Linked DNA regions of Homo sapiens: all the other regions are linked to region 1. The links are chromatin contacts, found by Hi-C or POLR2A ChIA-PET in ENCODE. All regions are on one chromosome and are shown on one strand. The core of a region is the stretch at or near the end of the contact, and the rest is flanking DNA. Distances in the headings are between cores, read along the strand shown. Region 1 holds the start of ADAT2 (adenosine deaminase tRNA specific 2). Region 2 holds the start of FBXO30 (F-box protein 30). Region 3 holds the start of SHPRH (SNF2 histone linker PHD RING helicase).

The links. A loop is a pair of places that touch in the nucleus more often than their neighbours do. ChIA-PET counts read pairs that join two places held with the same protein, here RNA polymerase II (POLR2A). Pooled maps may share reads with other maps.
Region 2: a loop to region 1 is called in a map of B cell, with 11 times the contacts of the local background. The contact joins the promoter of FBXO30 here to the promoter of ADAT2 in region 1. A Hi-C loop is called at or near these places in 1 of 168 maps with a recorded cell type or tissue (B cell), 1 of 37 single-sample maps with no recorded cell type and 11 of 50 pooled maps. POLR2A ChIA-PET finds 5 or more read pairs at or near these places in 2 of 52 experiments (OCI-LY7 and activated naive CD4-positive, alpha-beta T cell).
Region 3: a loop to region 1 is called in a map of CD8-positive, alpha-beta T cell, with 35 times the contacts of the local background. The contact joins the promoter of SHPRH here to the promoter of ADAT2 in region 1. A Hi-C loop is called at or near these places in 3 of 168 maps with a recorded cell type or tissue (B cell, CD4-positive, alpha-beta memory T cell and CD8-positive, alpha-beta T cell), 1 of 37 single-sample maps with no recorded cell type and 9 of 50 pooled maps.

What each region holds. Positions count from the first base shown.
Region 1 is chr6:143,449,391-143,452,340 of GRCh38, reverse strand. It overlaps ADAT2 (adenosine deaminase tRNA specific 2), which reads left to right and starts at 1,646. Exons shown (of 6, transcript NM_182503.3): 1 at 1,646-1,778. The coding sequence starts at 1,683. It overlaps PEX3 (peroxisomal biogenesis factor 3), which reads right to left and starts at 1,536. Exons shown (of 12, transcript NM_003630.3): 1 at 1,226-1,536. The coding sequence starts at 1,298. It also overlaps the pseudogene RNA5SP221. RefSeq lists enhancers at 1,696-1,855, 1,658-2,640 and silencers at 2,396-2,475, 2,536-2,615.
Region 2 is chr6:145,813,362-145,816,061 of GRCh38, reverse strand. FBXO30 (F-box protein 30) reads left to right here and starts at 1,267. Exons shown (of 3, transcript NM_032145.5): 1 at 1,267-1,459. The region is part of intron 1 of EPM2A-DT (EPM2A divergent transcript); the gene reads right to left. RefSeq lists enhancers at 177-246, 1,304-1,858 and a silencer at 1,087-1,626.
Region 3 is chr6:145,962,733-145,965,744 of GRCh38, reverse strand. It overlaps SHPRH (SNF2 histone linker PHD RING helicase), which reads left to right and starts at 1,387. Exons shown (of 30, transcript NM_001042683.3): 1 at 1,387-2,014. RefSeq lists enhancers at 911-960, 512-1,499, 1,411-1,630, 1,741-1,870.

The DNA of each region.
Region 1 (2,950 bases), core at 397-2,896:
CTAGCGACTGAAGATATCAGAAAATACCTTTTATATATAAAGGATTTCTCGAAGGTGTTCAAAATTTACATATGCTTATTATTGATGTGTGATAGACCTCAGAGACATGCAAAACACCATCCTTGGCTCAGCAACAAGAACTCTGTTTCAAACTTTCAAGCATCACCAAAATCTGAACTATTGATGCTAAAGGTATTAATTGCAAATTGTTTGGGGAGAACAGAATACAATCTAATACGTACTGTTAATTTCAAATTGTTTGGGGAGAACAGAATACAATCTAATACTAAGAGAAAAGCCAACCAAATTCTTTGGGAAACTCTGTTCTTGATTTTAAGTACTTTTGTAAACATAGCATGTAATAAGTGATGAGACTATTTCTCAAAAACTCAAGTTCTAACAAATTTCCTCTTTTATAGTTCCTAGATGTCCTTTTCATATAATTCACAAAACTTTTATTCCCTCCTTCAAATCCCTGAATATTATCACATGAGCATTGTATGAGGGAAAAGCGTCTCAAGATTTTTATCTTATCTGTTTCTAAATCTCCTCTGGGCCTGTGCAACTCAGTTATGTCAGCTAGATTACAATGATCCCAACCTTGAAGATCCTGAGGAAGATTGCACAACATCCCTCAAGCATTTTTCTTACTGCCATAGTTTGTATTCTAAAATGGCAGAAACAGAGCTAAAATATTGATTTGTTTTTCTTTATCTAATCCATATCTTTCAGTCCTTTAGGACAACTGCGCTGTTTTCAAAAATTCAAATCGACTTTAACCACCACCCGAAGTGCAGCCTATAGGTAACTTCCCTAGATTATTATTAAACTCCTGAGAAGGGTGAGAGCCAAAGTATCAAGAGTGCCAAGGAGAAATGCAGAATCTCACAGGAAAGCAGAATTTTTTTTAAAAAGTTCCTGTAAGAGAATGGTGCCTTGAAACAGAAACTTAAACTGTGATGAGTTCTCCAAAGGTCCGTGAGAAAAAAGGATAGGTGAGAAACAGAGTTAAGAGTCGGTGACAGGGCAAAGGGCACAGAGGCATTTCTCAACTGCAGAGATGGGAGAACCCTGGAGGTTGGCCACCTCCCTTTTCATCCCATGGTTGATCGAACTCCCTCTACATATCCCAGACTAGGATCGCCCGGCCTGTCCTTATTTTAGAAGAAGTCACCTCTCCCACCCCCTTCTCCCAATGCCCCCTTTCAAGCACGTTGTCACCCACCTCCAAGGACCGTGCCCAGGAAGATGCATTTCTTTTTGTGGCGTTTCAGAAAATTCCATACAGACCTCAGCATCTTTAGGCCCTAGGGGTGTGGGCTGACTAGGGGTGAGGGACTGCTTCACCAGGAAACTGTTTCTTCGTCACCTGGCCCAGATGACCCAGCAAGAGCGCCGTCGTCCCGTTCTGTGCTCTCCCGAAATCACAAACGTGACTTTCCGCAGAGACTGTCACCGGAGCGGCAAGGGGGCGTGGACTACAGCAAAGCAGCTACGCTTTCTGCCGCTGCCGCCGCGCAGCCGCCGCCGCTCACTGGTCCGACAAGCCCAGGTCCGTTCAGAAATAGCTCCCGAGTGCCTTTTCATTAGACTACCCCCGGAAACGGGGTCCCGGGCCCGCCGCGTTCCGCTGCCCGCGCTCCTCCTCTGCCGCGGGCTCTGTAGCTGAGTGGTGGCTGGGTATGGAGGCGAAGGCGGCACCCAAGCCAGCTGCAAGCGGCGCGTGCTCGGTGTCGGCAGAGGAGACCGAAAAGTGGATGGAGGAGGCGATGCACATGGTGAGGAGCCCGGGAGGTAGATGCTGCGGGGTGGGACCTTTCTCCAGCCCTCAACCCGACCCCGGCATTTGAGCAAACGTTCTTTCTCGTCACCATAATTTTTATGGCAGTCAGATGTTCTGGGTGAACAACTGGCTTTACTGCCTCGAAACTTTCTGTAGCCCATTCTCACAGTGGCTCTGGGCGAAGGAAGGGGAGGAAATACACAAATTATTTGTTTCATTGCGGTGGAGTATGCTGCAGACTTAACATTCTGTCGCCGGCTGGCACGTGCTGCCTCCCTTTCCTTTCTGTGGTCACACACTCTCCAATCTACAAAGTCACATTATTTGAGGTTTTGGCCCTTGGAACATGTCCAGCAGAAGGAAGGAAACTGAGAACGTTTCTGGTAGAGAGCAGTATGGAAACAAGTCCCTGTACAATCGGCGTCTCGCATTCATTCATTATTTCCTCTGCCCTTTTACTTCCTTCCCTCACTCCCTTCAGGACTGCGAAATAAAGGGGGCTTTCAACAGAATGCTGTGTGCTAGCGAGCTTCTTAACTGGGAAAAAAAGTTTGTTTGTAAATATATGTATTTACATTTTAATAACTACATACAGCCACGTGCCACACAATGACCTGTCGGTAAAGGTCGTTATCCTGGAGCATTAAATCTACTCACCTTAGCCCTATTGTCCCATCCAAGTACTAACCAGGCCTGACCCTGCTTAGCTTCCGAGATCGGGGGACATTCAGGGTGGTATGGAGGTAGACAACCCTAGTTTCTATGTAGACTTCTGGGCTAAACACTTTCGCTACCTTTTAGGTTGACCCTGGGCTAGCACATGTAAATACATTTACATACGTTTACAAACAAACTTTTATCCCAGTTAAGAAGCTCGCTAGCACTTTTCAGCTCCATTATAATCTTATAGGACCACATATACAGCGGTGGTGCTATAGGATTATAATGAAGCTGAAAAGTTCCTGTTGCCCAGTGACATGTAGCCCTCCTAACAAGTACTTTTTTTCCTTTAAGACCTTGAAGAAACTTGTATATGCTAAAACCCAAGAAGCAGCTGCCTCCTTAATCCTGTGTAGGAGGACGTAAACTATGGAATCACATCCCTAGGTGTTTATAATACAATTAAGAGACAAAAAATGTCAAAGCCAGAGAGGTCTAGAAATTCTT
Region 2 (2,700 bases), core at 18-2,517, 2.4 Mb before region 1:
ACTGGGCCATCCTGCCTGTTTCCCCATCCTGACCATGTAGCTCTCTGGACAGTGGCTCTCAAGGTCTGAACCGAGGACCAGAGCCTGTCTACAGCCAAATCAGGCAAAATAAGGGGAACAGATAATTTTTCAAAAAGTTAATCATTTAAGGAATCAACCTTTACTCTGTAATCTAAGTTCCTAACTCAGTTTTTGTTTTGTTTTGTTTAATTTACGGATCTGAAAAACCCACAGGCTTTCTCTGTAGGATAGCAAATTATGTGTGAGCTCTCTTTCCCAAAGCACAACAGCAAGGGGTAAAGATGCAGCCACAAAAAGGATGACAACAGTGTTTTCCTGGCTCTGCCCCCATCCCCACTGCCAGGATTACAACCATCTTTCCTTTGTTGTAATTCTCTTGCGACGGGGTGGGCAGGAGTCCCCGACAGAGGGGTGGGGGCGGGTGAGCGGCTCCCAACACCCAGAGCTCGGAATCACTGTCCCTCGGCCGTAGACCAAGGCTTGGTGGTGGTAGCGGGGGCGTGGACATCCATCCATTCTTTGATACAGCCCTGTGGGATTTCTTTACTCCCCAGTCATATGTAAGGTACACTGCAAAAGCGGCTTCAAGTCCCCTCCCCAGCTAATTACCTTCGCGGAATGACGCCTCGGCCCCTCACAGAAGCAGACCCTGGTGGGCTGTCCCGTCCGGGCTCCAGAGAGGCTCCGCCGCCCGCCGGGATCCAGGGCTGAGCTCTCCCGGGGGGAGGTAAAACCCGACAGGGGATAACGGGTCACAGCACCGTCCTGGCACTAAGTCACGGGACTTGGGCACGCTGAGTTAGCCGGCGGGAAGGCCTGTGGCGGCAATCACCAAAGGTCGAGCAAGGGCGCACCCATTTCCTCCAAAAATGAGCTAAAGGGAAAGCAGTGCCCCAGAGTCAAGGGATCGGGGCTGCTGCTCCTTCGACTAGCGGCGCGAACAAGTCATGCTACTTGGGCCTGTTTCCTCAACTGTAAAATGAGGGGTCTAGGATTCCCTCTGGGAATGTACGATTCTAAAATCGAACAGGGTTTGGTAGCACCGCCGGGGCGGAGCCTTACGGGGCGCCGCGGGAATCCAACGACAGGACTCGCCACAGTGGGAGCTCTCTCCAGACCCTACTCTAGCCACGACGCTGCGGGGTCAGAGGGCGGCGTGCGCGTCCCCGCCGGGACTGCGTGCGCGTCCCCGCCCAGCTGTCGGCAGAAGCCGGGCCGGGTGGGCGGGGCGCAGCGGGGCGGGGCGCGCGAGGAGGGTGGCTGCCTCTGGAGCAGGCCGGGAGAAGAGAAAAGGCGGCGGCCCGGCTGGGGAAGAGGGGCGGAGGAGGCGGTTCGGACGGCTGTGTGGGGTACGGAGCGTCGCCGGGACAGAGCGGAGCAGCTGGGCACGGCGTCCAGGGCAGCTAGGGCCTGGGCCGCGGTTCGGCCGCGCCGGCCGGTGAGTGACGGGAGGCCCGCAGGGGAGGCCGGCGCCGTCCGCGCTGCGGCGGGGACGAAGGCAGCGGCCGGGCAGTTTGAGGCCGCGGCCGGGACCGAGGCGCTGGCGCTGGCGGCCGTGGGGTTGACGGGCCCGGCCTGGAGCAGAGGAAAGGCGGCTGACCCCGGTCCATGCGCGTCCCGGGTCGGCCGTCCGGGCGCCCTGAGAGGGCGTCCGCCGCGCTCGTGTCCTCGCCGGGCCGCATGCCGGGCCAGCCGTTGAGGTCAGCAAATGGCGACTTAAGCCTCGAGGGCACCGACCTCCGTGTCCCCCCCAGTTTGTGTGTCTTTGTATTGGGAAGGGACGAAGGAGGAGTTAAACTTAGGGAACCCTAAGCTTCTCGTTCCGTCTGGTTTTTAGAAACTTGGGTTATTTGGGGACAAATGGCTTAAAGTAAGACTGGGGAGGCATCATCCACTGTCTGCACGGGATGAGCAAAGTTGGTAACTTTGCCATTCATGGAAGTGAGAGGATCTTAGCCTTAGCCTCGGTCCTTATTAAAGGGGAACTTCCTTATTTTGCAGACCTGAGGTTATTTGTGTTGTTCCAAGACCTGCGCCTTGGAACTCCTTTGCTTGGAAGGGGTTTATAGAGCGCGTGCTGAATTCAAAGTAATCTGCCAGTATGTTTTTAACGGGTATATTTGGGAGTATAGAGGCAAAGAGGCAAAACAGTATGTGTTTACCAATGTCCTAGTACTCCATTTCCCTCTCCCTTTCTCTTGTTTTTCTTATTGAGCCCTGTTGTAAGTCCCAGATAAAAGATGCTTGGGAACGAATTGACCTTTTATTCCATGATTACTTCGTTGACTCTGATCCAAGATGAAGTTATTTATGGGCATTCTGATATCGGTGTAGATTAATTTAAAATCTTTTAATACAAAATCCCAAACTTTTTAAATTTTAATTTCCATTTGCTAAATTTCAATACTGTTTGTTCTTTAGAGACCTATGGAAATTATATTAACAGGTTTTGCATTTGCTCATACTAAGGTTTTCCAAAGCAGTCCAATTGTTGACATGGCAAAAGGAAAAGAGTAGCATAAAATAAACCTTTAGGATTTTTCAGAGGGTTAGATTTCAATATGCGGTTTCCGCTGAATCACTCTTCTTCATGCTTAGTCACTGTTTCTCATCACAAAAGTTTAATTGGGGATAACATGGTGTTTTGCTGACTTTTTAAATTGCCAATTTGTTTTTACC
Region 3 (3,012 bases), core at 138-2,637, 2.5 Mb before region 1:
TTAATAGTCCATTGTAGGGTTATTAATTGGCCTAATTTCAATATTGTTGTGTCTCAAAGAATAGGGAGGCCTGAAGAGAGGAAGAGAGACAGGCGCCAATAGTGAAGCTTTCAGAACACACACAACATTTATTAAGTTTAGCATCTTCTATGAGCAGAGTTTGTAATGCTCCCAAAAAACTACAATAGTAACATCAAAGATAACTAATCATAGATCACCATAACAGATGAACAGCAAGTGAACACATGCTGCTTGAAAAATGATGCTGACAGACTTGCTTGAGTAAGGTTGCCAAAAAACTTCAATTTATAGGAAAACATATTATCTGCAAAGTACAATAAAGGGAAGCAAAATAAAAGGAGGCGGGGATTTGCTTATGGAAACAGCTTCGTATCTGTGATAAAGGAATATACTAAGTAAAATATGGACTACCCTGGACTGTCTAACACAACTACAACCGATATTCACTTGGACAAGAACTTAGTTCAAGTGCTTCTGTGGTCACACAACCCAAAAGGCCTCCACAGCAGAAAAGCTGCTATTAGGTACTCACTAACTAAGTACTGAGTCCCCAGTGTTTCCTGAGGGTTATTTCACAGGCTCCTGACCCTGAAGCCTCTCAGAGTTATTCCAACATTAAGGTCACTTCTATGAGGAAGAGGTGAGAGGAAAAAAGACCAATAGTGGAAGGCCAGCTTCAGCGCAACACATGTATTTAATAGTTTCTCTCATCTTTGAATATTTATTCACATTTCCCTTTAAAGTCTGTTTTTGAGGGGGAGAAGCTTTATTCGTACCTACTTAGTGGCTGCTTTATAGCAGTAAAATAGATGCTTTTGCAGAATTCTTTTCTGCTTTTCTTTTGTGAGACGGAGTCTCATTCTATCACCCAGTGGGGAGATGTCGGCTTACTCAATCTCTGCCTCGCAGGTTCAAGCATTCTCCTGCTTCAGCCTCCCGAGCAGCTGGGACTACAGGCGGGTACTACAGGCGCGCACCACAACGCCCGGCTAATTTTTGTATTTTTAGTAGAGACGGGGTTTCGCTATCTTGGCCAGGCTGTTCTCCAACTCCTGACCTCAGGAAATCCGCCCGCCTCGGCCTCCCAAAGTGGTGGGATTACAGGCGTGAGCCACCGCTCCTGGCCCCTGCCTTTTTATTAGAGATACAAATCACACACGCCCTTCGCTTCAAGGGGAGCCCCGCCCCCTACTTCGGGCATTCGGCCATCCTGTGTTCTCTAATGGCGTGGGGCAGAGCTATCGCGAGACTCCACTGTATCCTCAGCAAGTTTTTAACAGTGTGAACTTGCGCAGAAGAGACTCATGAAGCCAGCGCAGGAGAAAGGGGGCGGGGTGCTCTGACGAGCGCGTTCGCCTTGACCCCACGCTACAGCGCGCGCCCGGCAGCTAGGCGCTGTGGTTTCTGGGTCTCCCGGGGGACCCCTACACGTTCCGGCAAAAAGCGCTCGTGCCCACCTCAAGCCCATGTTCGGTGGGTGGCGAATGCGTGCCCGTGATCTGCTGGGTCTGTAGAGGAGCGCAGGCCTGGTGCAAACAGACTCAAGAGGCTCGGAGAACCAGCTTGGGTAGGCGCTTGGGTGATGGAAGGTCAGGGGTCAGAGGTCGGGAGGGAGGGAGGGAGGTGGTCTTTGGCCTCCGGGACCAGGGAGGGAGGACGCTGGTTGTCCTGGAGCCCGGGAAGCTCAAGGGCTGAGAGGGAGCCGCTGCGCGAGTCTTCCCCACCTCTTCCCGATCCCGGACTAGCGAACTTCGGACCACCACGTCCCTCCGGGGATAAAGTGGGGTCGTGGGAAAGGAGGCTGTGCTTCTCCTCATGCACTGGGGCCTGCGGTGTTTGTCTCGAGCGTCCAACACACTAGGATCCGGGAGTCCGTCGTCACGCTCCTTGGCCTCGCGGTCGCTTGTTTGCTCGGCCTGCTGGGAGCGATCCGGCGCTGACAGCCCCGCTCAGACTCCGGGAGCCGCTTGTGGGTCTTTCGGAAGATAACTGAGTGGGTACCGTGCGCCGCAGATCTACCCCCGGAGGCTGGAACTGGGTCGCCGCCTCCCTTCTTTGTGCGCGGCATTGTATTAGTAAAAGGGGAGGCAGAGGTTTCTCAGTCCCACTCAAAGTTCTCCGTTACCTTTGGAGCCAGATTAATTACATTCGAATTCAGAACCACTCTTTGACATTGTACAGTTTGACTGGTAGTTGCTATGTTTATGAACGAAGATAGGGTGTTATTTGATGATTAATAGTCACTGTATAATGATCAGTTAAATAATGACCAGGAAGCTTGTGCCCTTTTTCCAAGTAGTTTGACATTAGCACGAGGTAGAAATCCGAGATGTTTGATGCCTTCCAACTTGTACTTAAGGAACTTAAGGAACTTGGGGCTTTTTCTGAACAAAATAAGATAAAGTTATTACTGTTACTTTAAATTATTCCAGTGGGCATTAGTAGGAATGATGAAACTCTTGAATAGAAACGATCCATGATATCTCTACTGTCACAAAAAAGACTATTTAGTTTATGATTAGTAAACATGCTGGAGACAGAGCAGTCCTGAGCAGTATTGTAATGATTATGTCTGTGCTCGATAACCTGCACTTTCTAGAGCTTTAAAGGACCAGTTAACCAGTAAGCTGGCAATTGAGAATAAAATAGTTTACTTTTGAGAGATGCTCTTGTATATCCTCTTTGTCCACCCGAAAGGAGCTGGACTTACAGAATTATTAAAACAAAACTTTTATTATTAAGAGTTTAGGCCAGTAAGATTTAGGGGAAACAATTTGCTGGTGAAAAAGCTTCTTATGAGGGCATTTTTAAAGTTTATGTAACTAGCATATTTTAGCATTCAGTAGAAGAAAATACTCTCACCTTGCTGGAATTATTTCTACAGAAAAGGAAAAGATTATGTTAACCCTGGGTCATTAAGAGCTTCCTAGTACTTAGTAATGAGTGGGCTTCATTTCCATAACACAACATTTTGGACAGGAATATGGCAAG